2 separate regions of the Homo sapiens genome follow, and region 2 is linked to region 1. Evidence: chromatin loops called from intact Hi-C (ENCODE). Cell type or tissue: gastrocnemius medialis. All regions are shown on one strand. Each heading gives the region's core, and the rest is flanking DNA. Links, peaks and the distances in the headings are about the cores only. Region 1 overlaps FRMPD1 (FERM and PDZ domain containing 1). Region 2 has its middle 9.2 kb from the start of TOMM5.

Region 1 (15,690 bases), core at 3,271-11,270:
GATGATCAGGGCTGGGAGTTCTGCCTAAGGAAAACAGGAAAACACTATGCAGCAAGATGCTCCCCGAGACACGAGCTCTAGGAACGAAAAACAGAACTGGCCACAGAAGCATGCTTACTGCATGTCTTCTTCCTTGAATTTCCAAAAAATGAGAACCAGAAACCATGTAACATTCCAGAAAAAGCCTTTTCTGGATTTAATGTGAGTATAAACCACAGGCCATAAAGCCATATCTATGCTCTGGGTACAACTGTAAAAGTGATGCGGAGCGCAGACAGGCGAGAACACAAAACAAGCTTGATCTGATGGATGCTGGGTTTAGGCAGCCAATTCTTTTTGTTTCTATTTTAATTCCCATTGTTACTGTTTGTGCAGCAATGATACCTCTTTTAAGGATTAGAGAGATGATCTCTCAGAAGAGAATCAAAGCTTTACAGGTTGAAGCAAAGGTTCTCCAGGGAGTGGCAACAGGACAGGTGAACACACACCAGTTCGAGCAGCAGCAGGTGCACACCTCGTTTTGCCCTGGCACTGCGCCCTGTGTGGCTCTCAGCAAGTCTCTTCTTCTAATACCTCCATTTCCATCTCTAGATCTAGAAGGATTCTAAGGCCCCTGCCACCTCCAAGTTCATAATTCTGACTGGTGGAGAGGTCAGATCAGAGGTCTAATCTATTCTCTCATGTGCAGGCACTCACCAGCCCATGCTGGGACACACCTGTGGCACCTACATCATGAGCACCATTAAACACCCTACTCTCCCCACTTCCCAAGCCCAGAACCCAGGCATCCACCTGAGAGTCTTTGTACCCTCCCCCCATATCCAACCACTTTCCAACTCCTGTAAATGTGACCTCCTTAACAATCTCTCAAGTTTCCACTTCTTTCTATCCCCACCACCATCACACACATTCAGGCCACCATGATTTGTATTTTTTTTTTTTTTTTTAGACAGTCTCACTCTGTCACCCAGGCTGGAGTGCAGTGGCACGATCTCGCCTCTCCGCAACCTCCATCTCCCAGTTTCAACCGATTCTTGTGCCTCAGCCACCCGAGTAGCTGGATTACTGGTGTGCGCCACCACTCCGATTCATTTTTATATTTTTAGTGGAGATGGAGTTTCACCATGTTGGCCAAGCTGGTCTCAAACTCCTGACTTAGAGTGATCCAACCACCTCAGCCTCCCAAAGTGCTGAGATTACAGGCATGAGTCACCGTGCCCCACCATGATCTCTTCCTTACGTGGATCATTGTAGCACCCGGTCTCCCTGCCTTCAGTCTTGCTCCTCTTCCAATCTATTCCACACACCACAGAGTAATCTTTCTCAAAGATGAAAGTTTGACCTTGTCACTTTCCTGTATACAACTCTATAATGTCACCCCATAACTTTTAGGATCATTTTTTAGGGCCCATGGTGTGAATTCTAAAGCCAGACCTCTTGGGCTCTGATATGGTTTGGTTTGGCTGGGTCCTCGTTTAGATCTCAACTTGAATGTATCTCCCAGAATTCCCACATGTTCTGGGAGGGACCCAGGGAGAGGCAACTGAATCATAGGGGCTAGTCTTTCCTGTGCTATTCTCATGATAGTGAATAAGTCTCACAAGATCTGATGGGTTTATCAGGGGTTTCCACTTTTGCTTCTTCCTCATTTGCTCTTGCCGCCACCAGGTAAGAAGTGCCTTTCGCCTCCCACTGTGATTCTGAGGCCTCACTAGCCATGTGGAACTGTAAGTCCAATTAAACCTCTTTTTCTTCCGAGTCTCAGGTATGTCTTTATCAGCAGCATGAAAACAGACTAATACAGTAAATTGGTACCAGTAGAGTGGGGTGTTGCTGAAAAGATACCCCAAAATGTGGAAGCGACTTTAGAACTGGGTAACAGGCAGAGGTTGAAACAGTTTGGAGGGCTCAGAAGAAGGCAGGAAAATGTGGGAAAGTTCGGAACCTCCTAGAGACTTGTTGAATGGCTTTGACTGAAATGCTGATAGCAATATAAACAATAAGGTCCAGGCTGAGGTGGTCTCAGACGGAGATGAGGAACTTATCGAGAACTGGAACAAAGGTGACTCTTGTTATGTTTTAGCAAAGAGACTGGCAGCATTTTGCCCCTGCCCTAGAGATTTGTGGAACTCTGAACTTGAGAGGGATGATCTAGGTTATCTGGCAGAAGAAATTTTTAAGCAGCAAAGCATTCAAAATGTGACTTGGGTGCTGTCAAAGGCATTCCGTTTTAAAAGGGAAACAGAGTATAAAAGTTCAGAAAATTTGCTGCCTGATGATGCAATAGAAAAGAAAAACCCATTTTCTGGGAGAAATTCAAGCCAGCTTCAGAAATCTGCATAAGTAGCAAGGAGCCTAATGTTAATCCCCAAGACAATAGGGAAAATGTCTCCAGGCCATGTCAGAGACCTTCATGGCAGCACCTTCCATCACAGGCACAGAGGCTCAGGAGGAAAAAGTGGTTTCATAGGCCAGGCACAGGGTGCCCCTGCTGTGTGCAGCCTAGGGACTTGGTGCCCTGTGTCCCAGCTGCTCCAGCCATGGCTGAAAGGGGCCAATGTACAGCTTGGGCTGTGGCTTCAGAGGGTGGAAACCCCAAACCTTGCCAGCTTCCACGTGGTGTTGAGACTGCAGGTGCACAGAAGTCAAGAATTGAGGTTTGGGAACCTTTGCCTAGATTTCAGAAGATGTATGGAAATGCCTGGATGCCCAGGCAAAAGTTTGCTGCAGGGGTGGGGCCCTCATGGAGAACTTCTGCTAGGGTAGTGCGGAAGGGAAATGTGGGGTGGGAGCCCCCATACACAGTCCCTACTGGGGCACTGCCTACTGGAGCTGTGAGAAGAGGGCCAACATCCTCCAGACCCCAGAATGGTAGATCCACCAACAGCTTGCACCAGGAGCCTAGAAAAGCCGCAGACACTCAACGCCAGCCCATGAAAGCAGCTGGGAGGGAGGCTGTACCCTGCAAAGCCACAGGGGCGGAGCTGCCCAAGACCACGGGAACCCACCTCTTGCATCAGCTTGACCTGCATGTGAGATGTGGAGTCAAAGGAGATCATTTTGGAGCTTTAAAATTTGACTGCTCCACTGGATTTTGGACTTGCATGGGCCCTGTAACACCTTTGTTTTGGCCAATTTCTCCCATTTGGAATGGCTGTGTTTACCCAATACATGTACCCCCATTGTATCTAGGAAGTAACTAGCTTACTTTTGATTTTAAAGGCTCATAGGCAGAAGGGACTTGCCTTGTCTCAGATGAGACTTTGGATTGTGGACTTCTGGGTTAATGTTGAAATGAATTAAGACTTTGGGGAACTATTGGGAAGGCATGATTGGTTTTGAAATGTGAGGATATGAGATTTGGAGGGGCCAAGGGCAGAATGATATGGTTTGGCTGTGTCCCCATTCAAATCTCAACTTGAATTGTATCTCCCAGAATTCCCACATGTTCTGGGAGGGACCTAGAGGGAGGTAATTTAATCACGGGGCTGGTCTTTCCTATGCTAGTCTCATGATAGTAAATAAGTCTCATGAGATCTGATGGGTTTATTGGGGGCTTCCACTTTTGCTTCCTCCTTATTTTCTCTTGGTTCTTGCCTCCTGCCATGATTCTGAGGCCTCCCCAGCCTGTGGAACTGTAAGTCCAATTAAACCTCTTTTTCTTCCCAGTCTCGGGTATGTCTTTATCAGCAGGGTGAAAACAGACTAATACAGGCTCATATCTCAGCCATGCCACTTGCTAGATCTGTGACTATGGGCAGGTTACTTCACAGTTTTGTGCTTTGGTTTTCCCACTTATAAGATGCCAGTAACAACAGTACCTACCTCATAAGGTTGTTGTGAGAATTAATGAGGTAATGCATGGAAACAGCTTACAACAGTACCAGGCATTTGATAAGCCCTTCGTAAGTGGTACCTGCTGTTATTATTTACAGGACTTCAAGGACCTACCTGTGCAGGCCCCACTCCCCCTCTCAAGCCTCTTCACTTTCCTCTGTCTTACTGCTCTCCACTTCCCAGGAGGTTCCAGACCTAGTGGATCTCTTCCTTTTTTGTTCATGGCACGGAGCCTCTGCATGTGCTGTTTCATTGCCAGGTACACCCTTCCTGCTGCTGGCTTCTCCAACTGACTTTTTAAATAGGTTTATTGAGATATGATTCACATAGCATACAATTTACCAATTTAAAGTACACAAGTCAATGGTTTTTAGTATATTCATGGAGCTGTGCAACCATCACCACAATCCATTTTGAAGCATTTTCATCACTCCAAAAAGAAAGAAACCTCATACTCATTAGCAGTCCATTTCCCCCCAGTTGTCTCCCCGCAAGCTTAGGCTAACTAACCTACCCCAATTGTTTTGTTTGTTTGCTTGTTGTTTTTTGTTGTTGTTGTTTTGAGATGGAGTCTTGCTCTGTCACCCAGGCTGGAGTGCAGTGGCACGATCTCAGATCACTGCAACCTCTGCCTCCCAGGTTCAAGCGATTCTCCTTCCTCAGCCTCCTGAGTAGCTGGGATTACAGATGCCCACCACCACGCCCGGCTAACTTTTGTATTTTTAGTAGAGATGGGGTTTCATCACGTTGACCAAGTTGGTCTCAAACTCCTGACCTCAGGTGTTCCACCCGCCTCGGCCTCCCAAATTGCTGAGATTACAGGAGTGAGTCACTGTGCCAGCCCCCAATTAGTTTTCAGGTCTCAGTTTATATCCCACTTGTTAAGTTTTCTCTGACCTCTACTCGGGGTCGGTGCTTTCACAGTACCCAGTATTTTCCCTCTCTCAGACTATATTTGACTATTTACTTGTATATATCCCCTGCTAGAATATAAGTTCCACATTGAGCAGGGCCGTGGTTGTCTGATTCACCATGATTTTTCAGTGCCTAATAGATGTTCACTAAATACTCATTGAATGACTAAAATCAATGGTGCTAACTAGCCAAAGCCAAGGCCCTATAAAGAGAGCCCTACTGAAAAAAACAACGGTAACAGAGCCTTCTCTATACTACAAATACTAGAAGTCATAACATATTTAAATATTCATGACATTCAAGTTTCCTACAACTATTCCCATTAGAGCCACCACTGAAATAAGGCAGATCCTTGCAAAATGAGTTTGATTTAGGCACTTTAACAAAGTAAGTCCTTGAGTGAGAGGGAAAACAGCTCTGGAGGCTGAGTAGGAAAAGGCAAGAAAGAGCCTTTAGGTGTTCAATAGCCTTTAGGTGTTCAATACTTGTAGATTTTATGTGATCTAGCATTACCAGGTTATTACTGGATAAAATGAATATGAACACATTTTGTTTAAAAGAAAATGTTCAAAAGAAAAGAAGGAAGAAAGAAGTTAGTTCTGGAAGTTTCCTATAAAGCCATTCTGATAAGTGATTCTTATTTTCCTGCAGATTCCCCATTATAACGTTACAGCTGCATTCCCCAGACAATAAACTATGCCCTGGATGCTTATTTCAAAATCCAACGATCACCAGAAGAAAGGCAATTACCTCCCAATTAAACATTAAGACAATTTTTCAATCTATCAACAAACTGCTGCAAAGCAGTTACAAAATAAAAACAACGAAAGTCTCCCTCTCACATACTTCAGTCTACTTCACATGCTGATGGCAGATTAACTTTACTGAAAGCACAGCTTGGTCATACCTCCCCCTTATTCAAAACCCTTCAATGACTCCCCATTGCCTTCAGGATAAAGAACAAACTCCTAAGTGAGTATTTGAAGATCCTTCTCCATTTGACACTGACCTAGTTACATGGCCTCATTTCTTTCTAATCATCTTCACATAACCCCCATCCTAACAAATTGCACTGAGCCTCCCGCCATGCTTTGATCTTTTTGCACCTTTGCCTAGAATGTTATTTACCCACGCCCAAACTCTCAATGTCAAATTCCACCTCCTTTTAAGCTTCGTCTAAATGCTGCTGTCTTCATGAAGTCCTCCCTGCTGTCCTCCTCCCTCATACATGCTTTCTACCATCTCTAGGCTTCCACAACCATTTTACTAAAGATGATTCTCCTGTATTTATCACTGGCTAGCTTGGATTATAGTTATTTTTGAACATGTTCTCTACCTCCTGATAAACTCGAATACGTCTCCCCCAGCACTTAACATGAGCCATGCAAATACAAGGTACAAAAAATCTGCAGAATGAATGAATAAAATAACAAATAAATGATAGAAAACCCAGTATAATACAGTTAGACACAGTCTAATTTATCAGTGTGCTTAGAGAAGTAGCAAGTTTTAAACGCAGAAAACATACCTCAGTGGTTGAGACGTTTTTTTCTACCTGCAAACCTGTTTCTGTTCAAATCCCCTATTTACTTTCTTTTTTCTTTTCTTTTTTTTTTTTTGAGAGAGAGTTTTGCTCTTGTTGCCCAGGCTGGAGTGCAATGGCGTGATCTCAGCTCACCACAACCTCCGCCTCCCGGGTTCAAGCGATTCTCCTGCCTCAGCCTCCCGAGTAGCTGGGATTACAGGCATGCGCCACCATGCCCGGCTAATTTTGTATTTTTAGTAGAGTTGGGGTTTCTCCATGTTGGTCAGGCTGGTCTCCAACTCCCGACCCCAGGTGATCCACCCGCCTCGGCCTCCCAAAGTGCTGGAATTACAGGAGTCAGCCACCACGTGCCCAGCCTATTTACTTTCATTTTTGGCCCACCTATCTTTCACTCCTGCTAGGTGTGTGTGTATAGTAGTAATGCAGAGAAGCAGAAAAAGGGAATCATTATTCAAAGCTAGCAGCAGCAACAGAGAAACTCTCTCTTCGGTAAAGAAAACTCAGAATCCATAAAAGAAAAAGAAACAAAGTGAGTCACTGCCCTGGGTGTCAAACACATGGAGAGGATGACTTAAGCCATGGCAGGCAATGGTTCTGTAACTTCACTGCCTATCAGATCACCTGGAGGACTTGTTAAAACACAGGTTGCTGGGCCCCACCCGCAGAGTTTCCCTAGGTCTGGGGCGGGGCTGAGAGTTCGTATTTCTCACAGGCTCTCGGAGAATACAGGTGGGGACCATACTTGAAGAATCCTCAATGCAGACCATCAAAGGAATCAAGCAAGTCAAGGTCAAGGGATCAGCTGTGGTATATGGCATAGGCATTTCTAAAACTAGAAGATTCATTTTAATTAAGACATACGGAAAAGTTAAATTAGGTAGTGATTTTTTTCCCCTTCTCACTCACTTGTAATTCAGAGGCTAAATTCCACAGAGCTGACCAGAGAGGCATGGACAAGGAAGTTAGGGGACCTGGATCCAAGTCCTGATTCTGTCACTAGTTAGCTGTGTAACCAAAGATTGCTCATTATCCTCTCAGGACATCATTGCACCATCTGAAACAGGGATTTATTCAACGTGAAAGTCTCTAGCCTGGGGTCTCACATCCTATGATCCCCCAATTTTGAAAACCTGTTGGCAAGTTAGTTCCAAAAGTATTTAATGATTATCTTATTTATATATAAAATGATTAAGGATGCTGCCTTTTGAAAACACAAAACAAATGTGAGAAATAATTACCAGTTAAATTTGAGAAGAACCCATAATAAATAAATTGCGATTATGAACACTGAAAGAATCTTAATCAAACAGGTTTCATAAAGGATAAGTGCTCAAGAACAAATATACCGTGGAAACAGGTTTTTTTTAAGATATGGAGAAGGTATCACAATTGAGAAGAACCAAAACAGCCCCCTTTCCAAGAACAGTCTAGAGAAAGCAGCACACGTTACAGAATGAGCAAACACCAACTCACCAGTGGCACAGAGCTGAAGGGACTCTTCCTCGGAAAGAAATCCACACCTCTTCCCCCTGCTGGCAGCTCCCCTCCATCCCAGGACACTGCTCCCGGGCCTCCCAGCACACAGCTATTTTTAAAGATAAAAGGCCACATTCCCAACATTGCGGCCACAAGAATGTGAATATCAAATGACCTTCCCATAGCTCATCGATAAGCCCAAGTAAAACCGACTGCCAGGCCATGTGGGCAAAGTTGGGTGGTATCTCTGTGGCACGGGCCCCCTCCTCACAGGAGCATGACCCTCCTCATCTGCGGATACTGGGCAGCTGCAGCTATGCCTGTCAACATGTCTGGCTTCTCTCCTTTCAGCACGACAGGCACAGGAGTCCTGCAGATGGCATTCTCATCCTCAAGACCTCAACCACTTGAGCCAGTCGAGAGAGGAAACCCTAGAGGTCCTTGATTGGCAAACTGGCTTCCTCTGTGCCAAGGGCAACACAGAAGATGACACCCAAGGTCTCATGATGCATCCATTTTATAGTTGTAGAGTTTATTCTGTGCCACATAATACTTGGTCTCCTGCTAGTTCTGCCCAGTTGTGTTCAGTTAAAGTTAATAGCAATGGCATTAGCTCACTAAGCCTCACAGCATCCCAGGGAGGTAGGTCACCCCTAAGCACATTATCCCCCCTTAACAGATGGGGAAATGACGCCACAGGAAGATTAAATAACTTGCCCAGCCTCACACAGCCTGCCACAGGTAGAGCAGGAGATGATCTCAGCCCTCATGCCGGCTCATGGACAAAGAATACTCTGGATAAAGCCCTTTGCAATTTTAGGATCCCATGAAGTGTGGGTGGTTTGCATTACAGAGGTTGAAAAAGAAATAAGCACAGGGGTAACCTTCTTTTTTTTTTTCTTTTTTTGAGACAGAGTCTCCCTCTGTCACCCAAGCTGGAGTGCAGTGGCACGATCTCGTCTCATTGCAACCTCTGCCTCCGCCTCCCGGGTTCAAGCAATTCTTGTGTCTCAGCCTCCCAAGCAGCTGGGATTACAAGTGTGTGCCACCATGCCTGGCTATTTTTTTTTTTTAATTTTTAGTAGAGATGGGGTCTCACCATGTTGGTCAGGCTGGTCCTGAACTCTTGACCTCAAGCAACCCGCCCGCCTCAGCCTCCCGAAGTGCTGGGATTACAGGAGTGAGCCATTGTGGCCAGCCCAGGGGTAACCTTAAAACTGCTTCAGGCCTGGCACAGTGGCTCATGCCTGTAACCCCAGCACTTTGGGAGGCTGAGGTGGGCAGATCGCTTGAGGTCAGGAGTTCTAGACCAGCCTGGCCAACATGGTGAGACCCTGTCTTTACTGAAAATACAAGAAAATAGCTGGGCTTGGTGGTGCGCACCTGTGGTCCCAGCTGCTTGGGAAGCTGAGGTGGCAGGATCGCTTGAGCCTGGGGGAGCAGCAGTTGCAGTAAGCCAAGGTCACGCCACTGCACTCCAGCCTGGGTGACAAAGCAAGACCCTGTCTCAGGAAAAAAAAAAAAAAAAGCATGCTTCAATTGTCTCTCTTTTCCCATGTCTCCCCAGAACACCATAAGAGAGGAATACTTTTTAATACACAGCTATGAACTGAAAGATGGTATGGGCACTGATGCAAGGCGAGGACGGAACCGACTGGGAGGCAGCAAAGGGCCTCAGTGAGGAAGGATCAAAGGAGAGGCGAGGCCAAGTAGGGTTCTATCAGTGACTCTGTACCTCAGAAAGCTAGGCACAAACTGGTGACTGCTAGCCTGAAATTATGCCCGTTTCATTCCTTTATGCATTGAGTACTTGCACATCTCTTCAGTCAAGAAGCTTGAAAAGTCATCAAGGAGTGCACATAAATCACTGAAATACAAAGTAAAAAAGAGTAAGGACCAGTGCAGAGAGGCTAGTAGAACACCTGGGAGTTTGGTGGTGGGAGATCCCATCCAGCTGTGGATAAAGTAGAGTGAGCTATCAGGGAAGGCTTTGTGCAGGAGGTGAGCAGAGCGTGAAGGACAGGATAAGACCTGCAGGGGTAGGGAGAAAGGCAACGGGGGCACACCAGGGGAAGGGCATAAAGTGCACAGAAGGGAGATGGCACTGGGCTACCCTGAAGACCAAAGGTTCAGCTTAGCATGAAGACGATGAGGCATAAAAGGTATGTGAAATAAAGTGGAGGTATCGGGGTAGGAGTGGCAGGTGGAAGAAGCCAGATCACCAAAGGCCTTAAGTGTGGGACTAAGGACATTTACATTTCACTCCTAGCCACAGTACTCAGCATTGTGCCTTGCTCACAGTAGACACTCAATAAGTGTTAGTGGGGCAAAATGCAGGAAGGCAATTTAATTTCTGAGTAACGCAGAACAACTGTGAAGAAGACACCCAAAAAATGCCCCCATTTTCTTTTACCAATTGATATCTAGTCAGGAGAACTCCTACTACCTACCTAAAATTTGCTATGTTCTGCCCCACACGGAGACCAGGGAATACTTGCCATCAGCTTCTCACCCAAGAACACTGTGAAAATTAACGATGAGGTAATGTCTGAAATGCTCAGAGCTCTTTGGAGATGTATGGCAAAAGGCATCACTATCTTTAATATTCAAAGTGATTCTACCCAACTCTGATCTCTTTTTCTGCAGACTAATGTTACGTCCACAGGATAAGGTGATGCCAGATTGACCCCTAAATAAACCTCTCCAACAGACAGTGCCAACACAGGTGCATACTGCTGAGCCCTCACATGTGGCTGCTGGGGTCCAGAACCATAAGGCAGGAGTGGTTTCTGACCACCCCAACGTTGCCAAAGACTTCAGGAGCAAAGTGCATTAGGTAGAAAGTGATCTTCTGCGGGACCCCACTTTTAAGCATGAGAAAGCCCAGTGAAGACTTCAAGGGGAATCATTTTAGCAAAACCCACATCCTAAGCCAGTTAACATTTTTAGGTCTAACGCAGTGCCCAAGAAAGGAAGAAATAAGAATAGCTCCCTGGGCTCAATTACAAATGGAGTGGAAAAAATAATTTCAGAAGTTCAAGGGGAAAAAAAATCAATCTATTTCCTTCCCCCAAAGCTTTCACTTCTATAAATATACTCACACAAATGGACCTAAGACCACTCTTCCTTCTGAAAACACCACCTGTCTGGAATTTGCAAGATAAATGATGTGCTCATTTAGTTTTCCACCTAGTGACGCTCAAACAACGCTCTCCAAAAGCTTATCTCTTTTTCTTAATTGTCACTTATTTCCTCCCTCTTATAAAAGTAATACATGTGGCTGGTAGAAAATTTTGAAAGTTTTCTTTTTTGGAGAGAAGATAATAAAAATTGTCCACTAAAAGCTATAAGTTGCTAATTACTCTTCCAGTCTTTTTGTGTGAAAAGACACATTTTCAACATAATTGGGAACTTACCATATATGCTGGTTTCTAAACTGAAAAATATACACTGTAAACATTTCCCTGTGTCTTTATTATTCTACAACATTATTGTTTATTTGCTATAGATAAGAGTGCCATTTTTAAAGCTAAGTCCCTATTGCTGGATATTTGGTTTATTTTCGATGTCTGTATTACAAATATGTTGAGATAAACATCTCTGAAAATACATCTGTAATTATTCTCTTAGGATAAATTCCTAGGAATGGCACTGCTGGGTGAAAGACTATACAAGTTTTTAATGCTTTTGATATAGCCAAATTGCCCCCCACAAAAGCTATCCCAATTATGCTCCCTTGGTCAGTAGGAAAACTACTTCCCCCAATTACTCAGTCACCCCTAATTTATTAGATTTATAAGGGGGCTTCTGTTTGCAGTTCTTTTCTTTGCTTTTATTGCTGATTTTATTTGTAGTTCTTTGATTATTCCAGAGTCAGGTTTTTCCCCGAATGTTTAGTGTCTATAGCATATCTTAGAGAATATCTTTACTGTGTGCTTCTATTCATCAAAAAGTTGATGTCCTCGGATGAAGCTGGAAACCATCATCCTCAGCAAACTAACACAGGAACAGAAAACCAAACACCGCATGTTCTCACTCATAAGTGGGAGTTGAACAATGAGAACACATGGACACGGGGAGGGGAACAACACACACCGGGGCCTGTCGGGGGTGGGGTAAGGGGAGGGAGAGCATCAGGACAAATAGCTAATGCATGTGGGGCTTAAAACCTAGGTGATGGGTTGATAGGTACAGCAAACCACTAGGCACATGTATACCTATGTAACAAACTCGCACATTCTCCACATGTATCCCGGAACTTAAAGTAAAAATAAATAAATAAATACATACATACATACATACATACATAAATGTCGATGCCCTACATCCCCTCCAAAGGGCATCTCCCCCACCCCACCACCAAGGGCAGCCCAGTGGTCTCCCTGCTCTGAATCTGTCACCCACATTTTCATCTCGGTGCCCTCCACTCCTCTCTCAGGAAACATTTCACAGTTCCAGCAGGTGAGTCAGACACAGAACCTAATAATCAGTCATTTATTCAGTTATTCATTTATTCAGGTGATAGCTCTTGGGCGTCTGTCATGCTCCAGGTACCATACTGAAACAGAAGTAGAGTCAGCCCTTCATATCTGGGGCTTCTGCATCCGTGGATTCAACCAAACTTGAACTGAAAATATTCGGGGAAAAGATGCATGGTTGTGTCTATACTGAACATGTACAGACTTTTTCTTGTCATTATTCCCTAAACAATACAGTATAACAACTATTTACATAGCATTTACACTCTATTAGGTATTATAAGTAACCTGGAGATAATCTGAAGTATACAAGAGGATATGCATAGGTTATATGCAAACATTACACCATTTTATATAAAGGACTTGAGCATCCATGGATTTTCTTATCTGCAGTGGGGTCCTGGAACCAATCCCCTATGGGATACTGAAGGATGACTATATAGACAAAACACTACGAGAAACCAGGAGAGGCAAAGTCACGAGGTTAGAACAGCAGAAGAACACTAGAATTGAAAGATAACTAGGAGTTTTACTGGTAGATGGAGTGTGGCAGTGGAGAGGGTAAGCAAAGGAAATAGCATGAACAAAAATCCAGAGGCCTGCTAGAGCCTTGTGCATTGAAGAAATGTTTTCATTATTAAGGCATGAGAACAACAGGCTGGAGGATGAGACTGAAAAGTTAGCTCAAGCCTAATTCCCATGCTGAGTTCACCTGCTGATCAGCCCCCTCCCCCTGCATCTCCACTCTGGCATGCAATCCCCACCTGGCCCATCTCCAATGCAGACTCCTCCAAAAGACTTCCTGAAGAACCATCTTCAGCATCCATCTATCCAGATCTCTCAGCCTGGGGCAGAAATCCTGGCACTCACACCAATTTACTCAGCAATCCCCAGTGAACAGATCATTCTGTTCACTGACTCTTGGGTATAAGACTTACTAGTCCAGCTACAAAAGAAATTTCTGGCTAATGATGTCTCTTATACCCCTAGGCTGTCAACACTAGGCTAAACTTCTAATGGGCAATCAATAAAAGCCTACGGTATCTAAACAAATTAAATTGGGCAGACTAAATACAAGAGAGGGATGAGTGTGCACAGGTTGTACGCATCTAACTGTCACCCAGACAGCTAGGAAAATTGAAACTGTCTTTGAAAATGAGCTTCTGAACACAATCATGGCAAAAGATAGATTAATTCTCTTTACGCATGTAATTCTGCATCTTCCCAGACATTTCTCAGGCACACAAACAGTACTTGTTAAACTGAGCTGCATGTCCCAAGAGCTTCTGTACATAAAGGTCAATCTATTCTGAAGACTTGGATATTTTTTTTTTCTTTCCAAGAAGGCAGGAGAATAAGAGAGGAAAGAAGGTCCCTCACATAGGTCATCTCTGCTGGGATTTTCCATACTGATAATTCCAATTCAAAGCAAAAAATCCTAGTGCCACCTGGGAAGACCTGGTCTCCATCATTCATATTTTTATGTAGTAACAAACATTTCTAGATAGCTCCTCCCTGAGGGCAGTGGGCCCATACATTGATCAAGTGGCTAGTCTCTCCCTGTTCTGGTTCCGATCCCTCAGCCCTGTATTCCCTACCACAGCATTCATGATGCTGACTTCTTATTTGTCCCCACACTAGGCTGTGACCTCTGTAAGGCCAAGGACTGTAACTCCATCTGTATTTGCTCTGGGGCCTAGAACATCACTTTCCAAATAATGAATGGCCATGGTTTGAATGTACCCCCCAAAGTTCATGTGCTAAAACTGTGATCCCCAATATGGCAGTGATGGGCGGTGGGGCCTAATAGGGGATGTTTGGAACATGGGAGCACCACCCTCATGAACAGACTAATGCTGTTATTGCAGGAGTGGGTTTATTATTGTGCGATTGGGTTCACTCCTCTTGCCCTCTCTTTGCCCTTCTGTCATGGGATGACACAGCAAGAAGGCTCATGAAAGATACCGGCCTCTTGATTTGGACTTCCCTGCCTCCAGAGCCACAACCAATAAATCTTTATTTATTATAAATACCCAGTCTGTGGTATTCTGTTATAGCAACATGGATGTGAGGGCAATCTGGCTGTGACATCTGTCACCCCACTGGTCACCAGGTTTGATTCAGCTGATCTGGCTGGCTAGGCAGGTGTCCCCTTCCTCCCTCACCACTCCATGTGCATCCCTCCCGAAGCTGCATTCTTGGTCAAAGAGGACAGCCATCCCCGACAGAGGAGGACTGGTCTTTGGTCAAGGGTATACGAGTAGCTGTGCTCCCCTGCTGGAACCTCCAAACAAGCTGTTAGAGCAACACAAAACAGTCTAAGACATGGATTATCTATGCTGTGAAATTAAATGTAGTGTCAAAGCTGTAGAGGACCTTGGATATAACCTAGCCCACAGATAGGAAACTGAGGCCCAGACAAGGGGAAGCAACCTTCAAATTCACACAGAGAGGTGGTGGTAGTTTGCAGGTGGAAGAGAATAAGAAACAAACATGTCAGGAATGCCGTAAGCTTGAGGAATTAGGACACTGGGGGGCTTTATGAAATTTGGAAAGGATGAGAACTTGAGGCAAAACTAAACTTTGTTCTGGATAGCCTCTAACACACAGAACCAGTCTTATCTCTCTTCTCCATGACAGCCCTTCAGATAACATAAAAAGAATATTAACATTTATTGAATATTTACCATGTGTAGGTGGAAAACAGGGGTCATTATATCCTCCCTGTATCTTCTTTTCTGTAAGCTTAACATGCACAGATAATCAATTAAGAAAGCAAGTAAACAATGGGCCTCAGATCATGCAACTGGTAAACTCAGGCCTGATGAAGTCAAAGGCCTGGGTACTTCCCCCTGCACCCTCCTGCCTCTGTGACTCTAGTACTAAGACTACAAGGCACCAAGAAGAGCCAGCTGGACCGAATTAGCAAGTTCCCAGGTCAGTCTGGCCATGTCACAGAACAACAGGCAGCAGTTCCAGGGGCTGGACATTAGGTCCACCGCCTCCCTATCCTCTGAAAGTGCAGAGAGGGGGCACCACCCCTCCAAGTCTCTACTAACTTGGCTGATATAGCAAACCAACTCCAGGAGAGAATATAAGATGGAGAAACACAGAGGCCCACATATGCTCTTGACTTAGCCAGGATACTACTGATGACTGTAGAGACCAATGAAGGCAGCTGGGAGCCAGATGCAGCTAAGGAAGTAGTCATAGCCATGCATTCATTCATTTCATCGGTCAACACTGTACCCCCCAGGCCTCCTTCTGGGCTCCGTACTGAATGAGCAGCAAGGCTCGGTCCCTGCCCAGGAAGCTCACAGTCAAGTGGGGAAGGTTACACAGCAACACCCCATGACCACACTGTCTGGGGAGTATTGCCTTGCAGAAATGAAAGTGCAGGAGGGAAGGCTCCCAAAGTCTGGAAAAGATATCCCAGAT
Region 2 (15,690 bases), core at 3,027-11,026, 67 kb after region 1:
AAAGAGGATGGTGGTTTGAAGCAGGGAAGTAACAGTGGAGGAGTGAGAAGTACTCTGATTCTGGATATGCTTTATGAAGGTGCAGCAACAGGATTTGCTGACCAGATTGGATGCAGGGTTTGAGAGAAAGAGATGAGTCAAAGATGACTCCAAGGTTTTGGGCCTCAGCAACCTGAAGGCTGGACTTGCCGCTACCTGAGATGAGGAAAACTGAAGGGGAGGAAGTTTCTTGGGGGCAGAGGAACGAGAAGGGAATATTAGGAGCCAAGTTTTAGACATTTTAAACTTGAGATACTTTTTTTTTTTTTTTGAGACGGAGTTTCGCTCTTGTTGCCCAGGCTGGAGTGCAATGGCGTGATCTGGGTTCACCGCAAACTCCGCCTCCCAGGTTCAAGTGATTCTCCTGCCTCAGCCTCCCAAGTAGCTGGGATTACAGGCATGTGCCACCATGCCCGGCTAACTTTTTGTATTTTTAGTAGAGACGGGGTTTCTCCATGTTGGTCAGGCTGGTCTCGAACTCCTGATCTCAGGTGATCTGCCCGCCTCAGCCTCCCAAAGTGCTGGGATTACAGGCGTGAGCCACCATGCCCGGCCTGAGATGCCTATTAAACATCCAAACAGAGATGTTGAGTGGACAGTTGGATGTTTGGTCAGGAATTCAGGAGCACGGTTGGACTGTAATAATATTCATCTGTAAAACTGGGATAATATAATAACACCTACATAATAATGCTTATTATTGGGAGGATTAAACAAGACAATCCATGTGAAACTTTCAGTGTACACAGGGCCTAGCACACAATACGCCCCCAATACATTTCAGCTATTATTCTTATTGAAATTTAAATACTCTTAGTATTTTTATCATTACTATGAAGTTATGAATATGGTTGCTTTTAAGATTAATAAGTTGTTTCTGTGTCAATTCCCAGGAATGATTTGCAAAAGAAAACTAAGTCTTGCCAGGCACAGTGGCAAGTGCCTATAGTTCCAGCTACTTGGGAGGCTGAGATAGGAAGATCACTTGAGCCCAGGAGTTCAAGTCCAGCCTGGGCAACATAGTGAGACCAACTACCCTCCCCCCATCTCAGGAAGGAAGAAAGAAAGTGGAAGGAAGGAAAGAAGGAAGGAAGGAGGGAAGGAAGAAAGGAAAAGAAAAGAAGGAAGGATGTAAAGGAAGGAAAGAAAGAAAGAGAGAAAGATAGAAAAAAAAAAAGAAAGAAAGAGAAAGAAGAGAAAGAAAGAAAGTAGGCAGTGCCTTTGAAATTGGTTTCTAGGCCCCAGAGTTCAAAACTTTGAAGAGTTGGGCATGCATCCTAGTCCTTATAAGTTATGCCATGTTTCTTAAATAATCAGTATGTTACTTCATCAACCCAGAATTTATGTCAAGCTTTGAAAAGGGTTTGACATGGAGAATGAGGCAGTTTATCAGGAGAAATTGAATACGAGCAAGGACCCTGTGGGGAAGACATTCCCAGCCTGTTCACGTAGCCTTCGTGACACAGGGTTTAAATGCAATGCAGCATGAGAACTGACTACCCCGTCTCGCCTTCAATAGCTATAGATGTTATCGCTGGCCACAAGTTTATCTGGCTCCTTTTAAAATTGATTCACAAAAGCCACGACCCATGTCTTCCTGAAATAGCAAGCTTCTCAGAGGAACTTCCCTTGAAGAAACACACTCTTGCTATCGTCTATTAATTTATTCAGTGATCTTTAGCTGTTTTATGTTGGGGAAGTAGAAACAAGAGCTGGTATGGTTTTATTACACATTTCTAGATCTTTGAAGCAGCGAGCTTCTAACATCAAAACCTAAACCATGAGGTTTCTCATTATTTTCACATCTCTTTGAATTTTGACTATAAATCCCCGACCCTGTAATTCTCCTTAATATCTATGACAGGCTTGATGCTCAATAACTACCTATTAAGAATCCTCCTAATCTCCATTTATATGCAAAGGAAAGAGGTGTTGAATGGTTCAAACAATCCAAAAATGCTTGTGTAACAAATAGATGACTAAGGTCACATACAATCACAGACCTTGTTTGATGAATTTAGCAATGGCAACACAACCACAAGGATACAGGTGGATGTACCAGTGAGAGAGAGAAGGAACAGTAACACAAAGGAGGCGCTTTTTCCCCTAATCCTTGTTTTTTTTCCTTAAATGAGGTCACATAAACTGAACTGACTGCTGCTAATGAGGAGGTCATTGCTCAATTAAACTTCATGAAACACCACTTTCATTCCTTTCCCCGGATTCTTTTGTTTCTAATGATTTTTTTGAGATGGAGTCTCACTTTGTCACCCAGGCTGGAGTGCAGTGGTGTGATCCTGGCTCCCTGCAACCTCCGCCTCTCGGGTTCAAGTGATTCTCCCTGCTTCAGCCTCCCAAGCAGCTGGGATTACAGGCACGAGCCACCATGCTTGGCTAATTTTTGTATTTTTATTAGAGACGGGATTTCTCCACGTTGGCCAGGCTGGTCTCGAAATCCTGACCTCAGGTGATCCACCCGCCCCGGCCTCCCAAAGTGCTGGGATTATAGGTGTCAGCCACTGTGCTCAACCATGTTTCTAATGATTTCTACATTCACTGTCACTATGCTTCAAGCAGTGGCTTCATGTGAAAAAATAATAAAAACAAAACCCTTCTCCCTTCTCCCAGGAGTCAAGGACTAACCCCTCAGGGTCTCATAGCCCAGAATGACATGTGAAGGGCCAAGGACTCCCTTACATCTATGGTTCCCTGCAGACACTCCTACTCCAGCCTCTCTCTGGCTGTGTGTCCCAGAACTCTAGGTGGAGGAGAGCTAAGCAATCCAGGAACTGATCATTCTGAACTGAGCCAGTCAAGCTGATCTGTGGCAAGAACTTAATAAATTTCTATCCTGTATCTGTTTTTCTGGTTTAAAGGGAATCTTTTTTGTTTTCTATTAATTTTAAAGTAAATTTTAGTTTTATATTTCCAGCCAAGCTAAGAGGGAAAAGAAAAGAGTTTTGTGCATATTCAGCGTGGTGGTGCCAGAAGAAAACGCTATTTAGCAAGAGGTGCTTTATACACCAACCTCTCTTTGGCTTTAAAATTTAGAACTCAGGGCCACCAGAAAAATACAGGTATCTTTTTGTCCATGGGCAGTGTGACCATAAAGTTTGTCATCCAACCCAGAATACTTCTGAGAGTGAAACAAGGCAATACAAAGAATGCCACCAGTACAACAAGCAAATCAGACATCACTTTCATCACCAAATAAGTCCCTAGTCTACAACAATTTTTTCATCACTCAAGAGGCTTGATCCAATAGATGGTTCCATGGCTGGCACACAGAATAAATGCCCTCTTCCACCGGGATAAATATGCCCTACTGTTTTATGAATACAAGAGCAGGTTTCTTTCCTTCTCCCCTCTCTTATCCAACCATCTCTACTGCCATTTTAATTACAGAGTCCTGTTGCAGATTCTGTCTACCCAGACCTGCCATAACCTTAGCCCCTACATCCTTGCTCCAAAAAGTTCATCCAGGGGTCTACAGATTATACAACCCATCTCCTGATTTCAGTTAGTGGGCAGTGAGCTGAATATTTAAACTTCCGTAAGGCTGAGTGTAGCGGTTCATGCCTGTAATCCCAGCTATGTGGGAGGCTGAGGTGGAAGGATCATTTGAGCCCAGGACTTCAAGACCAGCCTGGGCAACAAAGTGAGACCCTGCTTCTACATAAAATTTAAAAACTACCCAGGCATGAACCTGTAGTCCCAGCTACTCAGGAGGCTGAGGTGGGAGGATCCCTTCAGCCCAAGAATTTGAGGTTGTGATGAGCTATGATCATGCCACTGCACTCCAGCCTGGGTGACAGAGTGAGACCTTGTCTCAGTCAGTAAATAAATAAATAAATAAATAAATAAATAAATAAATAAATAAAATTCTACCAGAATGACAATATGATTTGGAATTAGTCTTATCTGCTGTACAAACCAGGACAGAGGTCCTAAGGCAATTTCCAAAGTCCTATCAGATAGGTGGCCTTTCTCACCATTAGCAGGGGGCTCCTCTAGGGCACAGAATATGTACAATCTAATTCTATATTGACAGTGGCTAGTGCCCAGAGCAGGGGCTGGTGTAGAGTGGGTTCTCAGTATGTGCTATGGAATGACCAGGCTGCTTTCTCATCTCCGTCAGCTCTGGGTTCTTGAGTGCCCATGCTTTTCCTACCCCTTTCAATGCAGTAAGGGGGAGTCCTGCCATGATCTGTCAGCTGGCTGGGTTGGGCTTTGTTGCCAGCCCTCAGGGACTGACTAGCATTCTGCTTCTCCCAAGGATTGTGCTGAGCCAAACAGAGCCTCCCACAGACTCCAGGTACCAGGTTTGGGCACAGGCTGAGTCTGCTGGGTTCCATTCAGTTCAGGAACATCCAGCAAAGTCCATTACCTTCCCAGCCCCAGGCTGGGTACTGGAAGCACAGACTGAAAGTCATATACAATATCAAAAGGTTATATATGCACTGAAGCACGGTGACTAACAGCAACGACTCCACAGTGGAACTGCCTGGATTTGTATTCCAGCTCCACAATGTACTATCTGATTATCCTTGGATGAATATTTAACCTCTCTATGCCTGACTTTTCCATTTGTAAAGTGGAAATAATAGAGCCTGCCTCAGAGGGTTGATGTGAGAATTATATTCAATGATTTAGAACCATGCTTGGCACAGCAGAAATGCTCAATAATGCTAACTATTACTGTTTTGGGGTTTTGGCTCCTCTTCCTGCGGCCCTAATGCTTGGCCCACTTCCCTTCATTCTCCCTGGTTCTGGCTGGTTCCCTCATTTTTCAGGAAGGTCTTTTCTTTGCTCTTGGCCCACTTCAATGCTGAGGACCAAGGACACACATCTTCACGCTAACATTTGGCTGGTGCCTTGTCCATCAGGATTTAAATCCAAAATCTTTATGAGGTTAAGCAATTTTCTACCATCCCTGAACACAAGTGAATCATTACATAACTATTTTTCTAAGAAGGAAAGAAAACCTGGTCCACACAGAAGGAGGACCAGATTTGGAAGGAGTTGCTCTGAGCAAGAAGCCCCTGCTTCTAAGCATACCTTGTGACTACATATTTCCAGTTCTTTCAGGGACAAAAGTGGGTGTTTCCACCCACCTCTCAGAAATTCTGATACAGTGAACAAAAAGAATCTTCTTAGGATTTTTAACAATCACGCTGTTATTTTCTTCTCTACTCACCCTAAGTTCTCTACCAGGTACTAGATCTTCTTAACTAGTAATGATTGGTTACAATATATTTACTCAATTAGGCAAATAGACACTTTTCTTTAATATAATCTTTAATATAATCACCAAAGCCACTACTACCTAGTCAGGAAAGGTAAACTTTGAAATAAACTGGATTTTTTTTCACTTAGATTAAGAAAATGCTGAATTTTTATGATTTTATAGTTCATAGCCTCAAACTCCAAATAATTTTAATTCGCACACTTAACAGTTGCATTCAAAAACACTGCATTGCTGCCATGCCTGCCCCAGCCAAGTTCCAGGTGGTACTCTTTGCATCATCTCCAACACTTAAATTACAGATAATTTCAGTGAAAAGCAAATAATCAAAACTATGTAATAATGAGATTACAGGCTCACTCCTGTAATCCCAGCACTTTGGAGGCTGAGGTGGGCGGATCACCTGAGGTCAGGAGTTCGAGACCAACCTGGCCAAAATGGAGAAACCCCATCTCTACTAAAAATACAAAAAATTAGCCGGGCGTGGTGGCACACACCTGTAAGCCCAGCTACTTGGGAGGCTGAGGCAGGAGAAATATTTGAACTCAGGAGGCAGAGGTTGCAGTGAGCTGAGATTGCACCATTGCACTCCAGCCTGGACGACAAGAGCAAAACTCCGTCTCAAAAACAAAACAAAACAAAACAAAATAAAACAAAACAAAACAAAACAAAAAACCTATTAGCCAATAAACACAAAAACCTCCCCAAATATGATCATTCTATTAAGTATAAATCACAACTGCTCTGCCACCCACCTCCCCCACTGCAATACTTAGGAATGTTTCCTTCTGATGGATCTGAGTTAAATCCTTAAGACACAGCGGTCGAACTATTGTGTCCCAGAAGTCTCTACTTCCAGGATGACTTAAACACATCTCTGACCTAACTCGTTTTTTTGGCTTTGTTTGTTTTTTTGCTCATGGTGCCTGCTAACCCAAACCAATGGTTCAGTTGCCGTATGCTCCTAACACACACTTACCTCCTTCCTTCCACCAGTGTCCACAGTCTTCACACTGATCACCAAATCCCAGCATCAATCCTGGAAGAGACTGTAGAGACCAGCCAATCCAAGCCCTCATTTTACAGATATGGACTCTGGCGCCTACTAAGAGATAGACACTTGGCCAGGGTCACGCAGCTCATTAATGCAAGAGCTGGGACTAGAATTGCTTAACTGGAGATTCATCTCCCTGTGGTGTCATTCTTCTTCCAACTGGTTCTTTTGCCCTTTGCCCTAGTTGGCTTTCCTGCACTCGCACACAGTCCACACCCTCCTGGGATTTGGCAGCAGCCTGTGAGGCTCACCTGGAGTGAACTAACCCAGCTCAGCTGGCCTGGGACTCTTTACCTTCAGAGGAACAAGGATCACGTGGCTCTCCCGGAAACAGAAACACTGTGTGTGGGGATGCACGGGATGTTCAAGTATATCCATCACTACAGGTCTGCCAAGTCCTCCATGCTGAGGAGCAAACAGAGCTTACAAGTCATTTCTAATATCTGAGACTGTTAGGTTCTTTTTTGCTATAATTTCAGGTTACCCTGTAATAAGAGCTTTGGTAGTGCCCCCTAAAATAAACTTATTTACGATAAACATTTACTTAGGAGATAACCAAACAGTTCTCATTTGCTAGGCACTGTGTTGGCATGAGAGATACAAAAATGAGAAGACGTGATTCCCATCCTTATTTTGGTGGAAGAGAAAAACACATAGACAATGGTAAGATATTATGCTAAGTGCTTTGACGCTTGGACAAGAGTAGGCACAGGTCTCATAGACACACAGAAGCAGCAGCTAAGCCAGCACAGGAGAGCTAGTGGAATTTTTTTCATGACCTTTTTATTTAGAATAGTTTAAGATTGATAGCAAAGTTGCAAAGATAGTGCAGAGAATTCCATATACTTCTCACCCTGGTCTCCCCAGTATTAACATCCTGTATTACAGTGGTACCATGGTTACAACTAAGGAACCAGCACTGGCAAGTAACCATTAACTAAACTAGTAAAGACTTTTTGGAAAAGGTGATATCTAAGGTGATTTTATTTATTTATTTATTTATTTATTTATTTATTTATTTATTTTTGAGATGGAGTTTCGCTCTTGTTGCCCAGGCTGGAGTGCAGTGGCGAAATCTTGGCTCACTGCAACTTCCACCTCCCGGGTTCAAGCAATTCTCCTGCCTCAGCCTCCCAGTAGCTGGGATTACAGGCTTCTGCTATGACTCCCGGCTAATTTTTTTCTATTTCTAGTAGAGACAGGGTTTCAACATGTTGGCCAGGCTGGTGTTGAACTCCTGACCTCAGGTGATCTGCCCGCCTCGGCTTCCCAAAGTGCTGGGATTACAGGCATAAACCACTGCACCCAGCTATTTCTGAATGACATTAGGAATTAGCCAGATGAAGAGATAGAAAAAGGGATTTTGTGTGTGTGTGTGTTTTTAGTAGAGACGGGGTTTCACCATGTTAACCACGTGGTCTCAATCTCCTGACCTCGTGATCCTCCCGCCTCAGCCTCCCAAAGTGCTGGGATCACAGGCGTGAGCCACCACACCTGGCCAGGAAAAGGAATTTTAATCAGAAAGAATTCATGTGCAAAGACCTATCTTCCCACCAACATCATCCCTTTTTACTCTCTTCCTCAACCTGTTGCCTCTTCTTCACTCTTCCTCTATTCTTCTCTTTTCCCACTCAACCTCCCGCCTCTATCTCCATACACCGATCTGCTGGATGTTCCCTGAGCTCACCAAACTCTTTGCTTTGGGTCTTTGCACTATAAAATGTATATTTAGGAAGATCACTCAGGCTGCAAGGTAGACAACGCACTAGGGAGGATAAGACAGAATAAAGACCAATTAATGGGTGGCCTGAGCAAAAGTGGTAGTAGTGGGAACAGAAAGAATATTATGACTTTTGGAGATATTAAGGAGATAGAATCAACAAAACTTAGTGGTTAATTCAAGGTAGGGCCTATGGGTGGGGCAAGAGTCAAGTTGACTCCCAGATTTCTGGCTTTAACAACCAGAGGGAATGGATGGTAGTGCCAGTCATTGGGCTAGACAGCATAAGAGTTAAGATTGATTAGAAGAGTGCTATGGTTTGAATGTGTGACCAAAATTTCATGTGTTGAAAATTTAATCCCCAATGCAACAGTATTAGGAGGTGGAGTCTAATGGGAGATTTAGGTCATGAGGGCTCCACCCTCTTGAATGAATTAGTGCTCTTATGAAAGGGCTTTCAGGAGTGGGCATTCTCTTGCCCTCCCACCTTCTGTCATGTGAGGATACAGCAAGAAGGCCCTCACTGGACCAGATGCCAGCACCTTGATCCTGGACTTCCCAGTCTCGTTATAACTGAGAGAAAATAAACTTCCGTTCTTCATAAATTACCCAGTCTCAGATATTCTGTAATAGCAGCCCCAAATGGATTAAGACAGATGGGAAGAGGATTGGTTCTGCCTTGAACAGGTGAAGTGTGTACCCATGGGACATCTGAGAAGACAGTGAAGTTAGGAGGTCGGTTGGATATACACCTCTGTGTTTCTGGAGAGAAGTGAGCTGGTGACATATGTGGTAAATCATTAGCCTAAAGATGGCATTTGAGGCCAGGCAAGATTGCCCATGGGTACAGAAGAGAAGGGGATCCAGGAGAGGTCCTTAAAGAATGCTGCCATTTAAGTGTGACCCAAGGAAGAGTGTGGAAGGAGGCTATGGAGCATCTAGTGAGGTGAAAAGAAAGCTAGAGAATGTGGTATCCCTGAGGCTAAGAGGGGAGAGCTTTCCTGAAAAGGCCATGTGGCGAATAGTGTCAAATGCTGCAGAGGGTTTGAGGCCCACAAGAATCTCCTGGATTTGGCAATAAGGATTTCTCTCAAAGGAGGAGTTTCAGAGAACAGATGGGGCCAAAAGCCCAACCTGTCCTTAGGCTGCAGAATAAATAGGAGGTGGCCGGGCATAGTGGCTCACGTCCGTAATCCCAGCACTTTGGGAGGCCGAGGTGGGTGGATTACTTGAGGTCAGGAGTTTGAGACCAGCCTAGCCAACATGACGAAATGCCGTCTCTACTAAAAACAAAAACAGAAACAAAAACAAAAAAACAAAAACAAAAATTAGCCAGGCATGGTGGCACGCACCTGTAGTCCTAGCTACTCAGGAGGCTGAGGCAGGAGAATAGCCTGAACCCAGGAGGTGGAGGCTGCAGTGAGCTGAGATCGCGCCACTGCACTCCAGCCTGGGCAACAGAGAGAGTCCCCATTTCAAAGAAAAAAAAAAGAATAAATAGGAGGTGAGGAAAAGAGGACTGTGGGTGCTCTGCCACTTTTTAAAAAAGATTTACTGTGAATCAGAGGCCAGGGATAATTTAAATGGGACTGACTAATGATAGCAGATACTGGGAGTTTTTTGGTTTGGGTTTGACAGGGTCTTGCTTTGTCACTCAGGCTGGCATGTGGTGGCACGATCATGGCTCACTGCAGCCTGTATCTCCCAGGCTCAAACGATCCTGCCACCTCAGCCTCTGGAGTAGCTGGAACCACAGGTGTGTGCCACCACCATGACTAACTAAATTTTTTTTTTTTTGGTAGAGATGGGGTCTCGCTTTGTTGCTCAGGCTGGTCTCAAACTCCTGAGCTCAAGTGATCCTCCCGCCTCAGCCTCCCAAAGTACTGGGATTACAGCCATGAGCCACCATGCCTGGCCTTTTAGATACTGTTGTGGTTAAAAAAAAAAAAATTACTTGCTCCATTTAGAGTATGCTCAATTCATAATTTTTCTACTGAAAAATTATGTCTTGTTATTAGTAGTAGCTACGATTTATAAAGTGTCCACCATAAGCCAGGCACATTATGTACATTATTTTATTTCACTCTTTTTTTTTTTTTTTTTTTTTTTTTTGAGACGGAGTCTCGCTCTTTCACCCAGGCTGGACTGCCCAGACTGGACTGCAGTGGCGCTATCTTGGCTCACTGCAAGCTCCGCCTCCCGGGTTCACGCCATTCTCCTGCCTCAGCCTCCCGAGTAGCTGGGACTATGGGCGCCCGCTACCACACCCGGCTAATTTTTTTTTTTGTATTTTTAGTAGAGACGGGGTTTCACCGTGTTAGCCAGGATGGTCTCGACCTCCTGACCTCGTGATCCACCCGCCTCGGCCTCCCAAGGTGCTGGGATTACAGGCGTGAGCCACCGCGCCCGGCCTAAGCACATTTTCATAACGTATGCATGTGTCTTTTGTGTAATGGGGATGGGATGGGAATGATGGCAAAATCAGCTCTAACCTCTGCAGGGAGATGGCTAGAAATTAGTATGTGCTCTAAATGATGTCAATGCAAACTAAGCCCTCAGTACATTTTACTTTTCCTGCTGCAAAATAACTTCTAGCACAAGAAAGCAAACCTCTTCTAAAAACAAAATCTCCCATTTCCTTGTTTGTAGTTCTAAAGGCCTGGAGACCTGACATCTACACCCTTGGCCAGAGTGTGCCCTATTCCTCAGAAAAAAGAGGGTCACTAGGAAAAACTGAGAACTCTGAATTTAAGGTAGTAATTCTAATGATCAGGGAAATTTTTAAGTGTGCACAAAATAAGTGCTACAAGGATGTTCACTGAAGTATTATTTATAGAGAAAATATGTAAGCAACTGAATACCCAAAGGAAGAGATTTAGTAAATAAATTATGGTAAATCCATATACTGGAATGCCATACAGCCATCATTAATGATGTTTAGAGGAATATTTAAAGATATAGGAAGACAGTCAATATCACTTAATGAAAAATGCAGGTAAAAACAGCATATACTAAATGTTCTATTTTTGTAAAAATACACAGATATAAATGCGTGTGGAGATATATATATTATATATATATGCCTACACTCACACACACACACACACACACACACACACACACAAGAAAGAGCAAGAGCTGTACATGTATATGATAGAAGAAAGGCCAAAAGAATTACCATCAATATGAGTGGTTGTAGTATTATGGGGAATTACTTTTTTTTTCTTTACTTTTGTATTGTCTAAATTTTATTATAGTAAACATACTTTTTTATAAAAGAAAGAAAGTTATTTAAAGTATGACATGGGTTTTATATAATTATATTGCTGTAAATAAATACAAGCAAATACATTTTAAATTTCATTCTATAACTCTGCCTATGATAGACTAAAATTATTTAATTGATTTTTATTTAGCCAAACAAAAAACAACCTGTTCTAAAAGAGTGAGAAATAAGTAACTATATAAGACTAATAGGTAGGGTCGGGTGTGGAGGCTCATGCCTGTAATCTCAGCACTTTGGGAGGCCAAGGTGGGTGGATCACTTGAGGTCAGGTGTTCGAGACCAGCCTGGCCAACATGGTGAAACCCCATCTCTCCTAAAAATACAAAAATTAGCCAGGCGTGGTGGTGCACATTTGTAATCCTAGCTACTCAGGAGGCTGAGGCAGGAGAATTGCTTGAACTCAGAAGGCAGAGGTTGCAGTGAGCCGAGATTATGCCACTGCACTTCAACCTGGGCAACAGAACAAGACTCTGTGTCAAAATAATAATAATAATACTATGTAGTATTTGAGGGAAATTTCTTTTGGGGACAATTTCCTTTCAATCTAATATACAAAGCCAGCAATTTTTAAATTCTAAACACTAGTAGATATGAAATGCATTCATTCACTCATTCACTTGGGGGTACTTACTGAGTTTCTACCATGTAAATACCTGTCCTCGGTTGCTTGGAGGATGAAAGAATGAGCGATGACATGTTCCTTGTACTTGAGGTGCTTGCAGTCTACATGGCAAGAGATCAAATATTCATGAATTATCCAGACAACAAAGCCCTAAAGGTTAGAACTGAGAACGGGGTGTCATAGAAAGCAAATGCCAGTGAGGTGAAGGTTATCAACATTCTACCTCCCTTTAAGGTTCAAAGGTCCCCTCTTCCTAAAGAGGCATCTGTCCCTTAGTGAGCAGTAATTTCTAGAAGTAAGTTATCCTCTCTGCTAGGTGAGGACTCTGGTTAGCATCTATCATGGAACAATCCTTACTGAGAGCCCAAGGGTCCTTTCTTTGTCCTGACCCTTATTTCATTCATCTTGGTTCTGAGTGGACTTTAAAGTCAAGTTTATTTTAGGAATTCCAGGCCATGTTCACCTCCTGAAGGAATGAGGAAGGAGAGGTGTGGGACTGGATAATAACACAGTCCAGATTAACAACTGGTGATGGGTGAGGCAATGTGGAAAGAAGGGCTGCCTGTAGTCTATTGATGAGTAACAGCCACCCCTTATCCTGTCCCTCCCAAGCTGGGGTTTAACAACACTCCATTCTTTTCATCTTTACTTCTGAGGGGAGGATCGTCAATGAGAATATTCACAGTTAAAGTATCGAAACCAACAAGGTACGATGGGGAAAGGGGCTAAACTGGGAGCCCAGAGACCTATCCTAGTCCAAGCCAGTTCTAACTAGCGTCCCTTTGGGCCTCAGTTTCCCCATCTGCCAAATGAAGGGGTTGAACTGTTCAATACTCAAAGCCTATATAGCTCCCTATAAATTAGGAATCACAAACTTCCTGTGATTTTATGTTGGATTTATTCCCCAATCATGAGTCATCAGTCAATCTCTGACCTTGCAAATACAAATTCCTCACCAGTGATGAAAATTAAAGCACTTAATTCTCTTATGAGTAGGTTGTACACTCTGAATGATGTGTACTGTACTGTCTGGGAAGTCGAGGCAAAGGAAATGGCTCTTTAATCCCTCCTGGGATCTAAATGGAAAACAAGACAGGCTGTGACATCAGCTCCCATTTCCTCTGTGATCAGACTAAATAATACAAATATCAATATTAAATTATGCGCGCATACTTTTTATTTTTGCCTTCCACGGCAAATCACAGTGAATCCTTTGCTCTTAGCTTTTAGTTCAAGGTTATGTAGGAAGAACAGGAAAGATGAACACAGAATTACAGCATTTTTAGAAATGTGGGCAACTTTAAAGATTAGACCCAACCTCTAATCATCCCATCATTGAGGAAGAATGAGGGGTCCAAGATATGAAATAGCTCCATCCAATGTTGACTTCCTGAAGCATATTTTCTCAATTTGCCTCACCTAAACCCACTGTCATTGGACAATACCACCACCTACATGCCAAATAAATAAGCACTTTTTTAAAAAGCCAAAAAAGAGAAGCGAATCTCTTTTCATGAGTTTCCTTCATTACAACTAGATGAACCATGCAAGGGGAAAACTGAATTCACCAGGAGGAACGTATCTGAGACAGGAATGGGTCATCCTCCTAGCCTGTAACCAACACCAATTCTTCACTCCAAGATCTAGCTACCCCATATTTCTATCCACTACCTACTTCTGTCTCTACAGGTACGCAAGCACCAGACTTAAGAAAATTGTTATGAAAATAATACTGCCCTTTAACAGGCTAGCCGTTTGCTACCATATCACCTACCGGGTGTAAAGGTGCTGCTTTAGCTGGGCATGGTGGCGCTTGCCTGTATCCCAGCTACTTGGGAGGCTGAGGCAGGAGGATCCCTTGAGCCCAGGAGTTTGAGAATAGCCTGGGCAACATAGCGAGACCCTGTCTCAAAAAATTAATTTAAGAAAGTACTGCTTTAATTTAGGGAATAAAATTCAAATGCTTAAAATCTGTTCTTTTCACCAAGAAACATTATTTTTGGCTAATTTATCCCGTCTTTCATTTCCTATGAAAGTTACTCAAAAGCATCTCTGCAGAGAAAATAAATTGATAGTTTCATATGTGAGCTGTTTTTCTAAATTTTATCAGCATTAGGGGTTGAAGTTACTGGAACCACGTAACAAGAACTCACCCCTTCCCAATCACTTTGCCTCACTATTCGGATGGATGAGATATGCCTTATTTTTACATCCATCCTATCGTGGAACACACACACACACTGACCATTTTGATGTCTGACCATATTTGATGATATTTTCAAAGTCATACACTCCATAACAGAAAGTTCTAGATGACACAATTAAAATTCAAGATGCATAGGTGGTTTTAAAAAATGCATAGACTGTTAGAACTGGAAGAAACTTTCAAAAGCATCTCAATATATGCCTTCCCTTTCCAACTAAACAAATGGAAGAACTGGGTGCAGTGGCTCATGCCTCGGTCAGGAGACTGAGGCAAGAGGATTACTTGAGCCCAGGAGTTTGAGACCAGCCTGGACAACACAGCAATATTCTATTTCTAACAAAATAGAAAAAAATAACCAGGTGTAGTGGCACGTGCCAGTAGTCCCAACTACTCAGGAAGCTAAGGCAGGAGAAGGACTGCTTGAGCCCAGGAGTGTGAGGTTGCAGTGCGCTATGATCACACCACTGCACTCCAACCTGGGCGACAGAGCAAAACTTCATCTCTTAAAAAAGAAAAAAGAAAATTAGCCGAGCGTAGTGGCACACGCCTGTAGTCCCAGCTACTCGGGAGGCTGAGGCAGGAGAATCGCTTGAACCCGGGAGGCAGAGGTTGCAGTGAGCCAAGATCACGCCACTGCACTCCAGCCTGGGCGACAGAGCAAAACTCAGTCTAAAATAAATAAATAAATAAATAAATAAAGAAGAAGAAAGAAATGGAGTTGCAGTGAAATCAGATACTCGTCCCTCATCACACCACTAGTTGGCAGCAGTGCCAGATCTAGAGTCCATGTCTCCAGTGTTCCTGTTCATGTTCTTTCCGCAGTTCTTGCTGCTTTCAACATCACTGCAGGCTTTCTAAACACTCACCAAGGGTTGGCTGGAGGCTATTCCTTGGGAGTCAGCCCCTCCCATTCCAGAGCTGCCTCTGCTATTCCATTGCATGAATTACAGATGCAAAAGGTTGCTAAAGCTGGAATAAGCAGATGAGTTCCCTTTCTTGCCCCAGTGCCTTACATTCTGTCAACCAGAAAGTTGACCGTGCATATAGTTATTAGTTGCTCTCATAGTAAATTATTGTCCTAATTTATCCAAAGTCCATTGTTGCTATGCAATATGCAGTCAAGAAGGAACATTCTGGTTTTGAATTATGTGAGCAATTCAGTCATCTGGCTTGCGTGTAAGAAGTAGATATGGCTAGTTGGCATGCGTAACTTGGGGCAGCAGCCTACTAACTCTGTTTGGATGCTTCTGTGACAGGAAATCTGGTTGCATCAAACTCTTGACTCTAGCGATGTCCATCCATGTGGGCACTAACTGTTAAAGACTAACAGATGAGCAGTAGGGTGCAGGGGAAAGATAATTCAACTTGACATGATAATTATCTGCATTAGAACCCTGCCCGTGCATCACCAGCAGAATGACTAGACTTTAGTGCACTTTAGACTTCAGCTGCGATGTTCCAGATAAAGGGCTTCACACCAAAGCTGGACTTGGTTTCTGAGCCTCTTTCTATTCATCT

What was found. A loop is a pair of places that touch in the nucleus more often than their neighbours do. Peaks named below come from ENCODE experiments on the same cell type or tissue, not always from the same donor. Only the 100,000 strongest peaks of a DNase experiment are listed, where the experiment ranks them.
Region 2: a loop joins it to region 1, with 5 times the contacts of the local background. A loop is called at or near these places in 13 of 110 quality-filtered maps.

Annotation. Positions count from the first base shown.
Region 1 is chr9:37,660,675-37,676,364 of GRCh38, reverse strand. All of the region lies in intron 1 of FRMPD1 (FERM and PDZ domain containing 1), which reads right to left. It also overlaps the pseudogene RN7SKP171. Among named protein-coding and RNA genes, the nearest start is that of FRMPD1, 18 kb to the right of the region's middle. In gastrocnemius medialis, for the core only: a CTCF peak has its summit at 7,853 (motif pointing left); DNase peaks (open chromatin) are centred at 7,843, 8,164 and 8,474; H3K4me3 peaks cover 1,002 bases; H3K27ac peaks cover 2,379 bases.
Region 2 is chr9:37,593,913-37,609,602 of GRCh38, reverse strand. It overlaps a transcript of FRMPD1 not described here. Among named protein-coding and RNA genes, the nearest start is that of TOMM5, 9.2 kb to the right of the region's middle. RefSeq lists silencers at 9,185-9,367, 14,928-14,997, 15,397-15,690. In gastrocnemius medialis, for the core only: no CTCF peak of the experiment used is centred there; a DNase peak (open chromatin) is centred at 6,642; H3K27ac peaks cover 1,211 bases.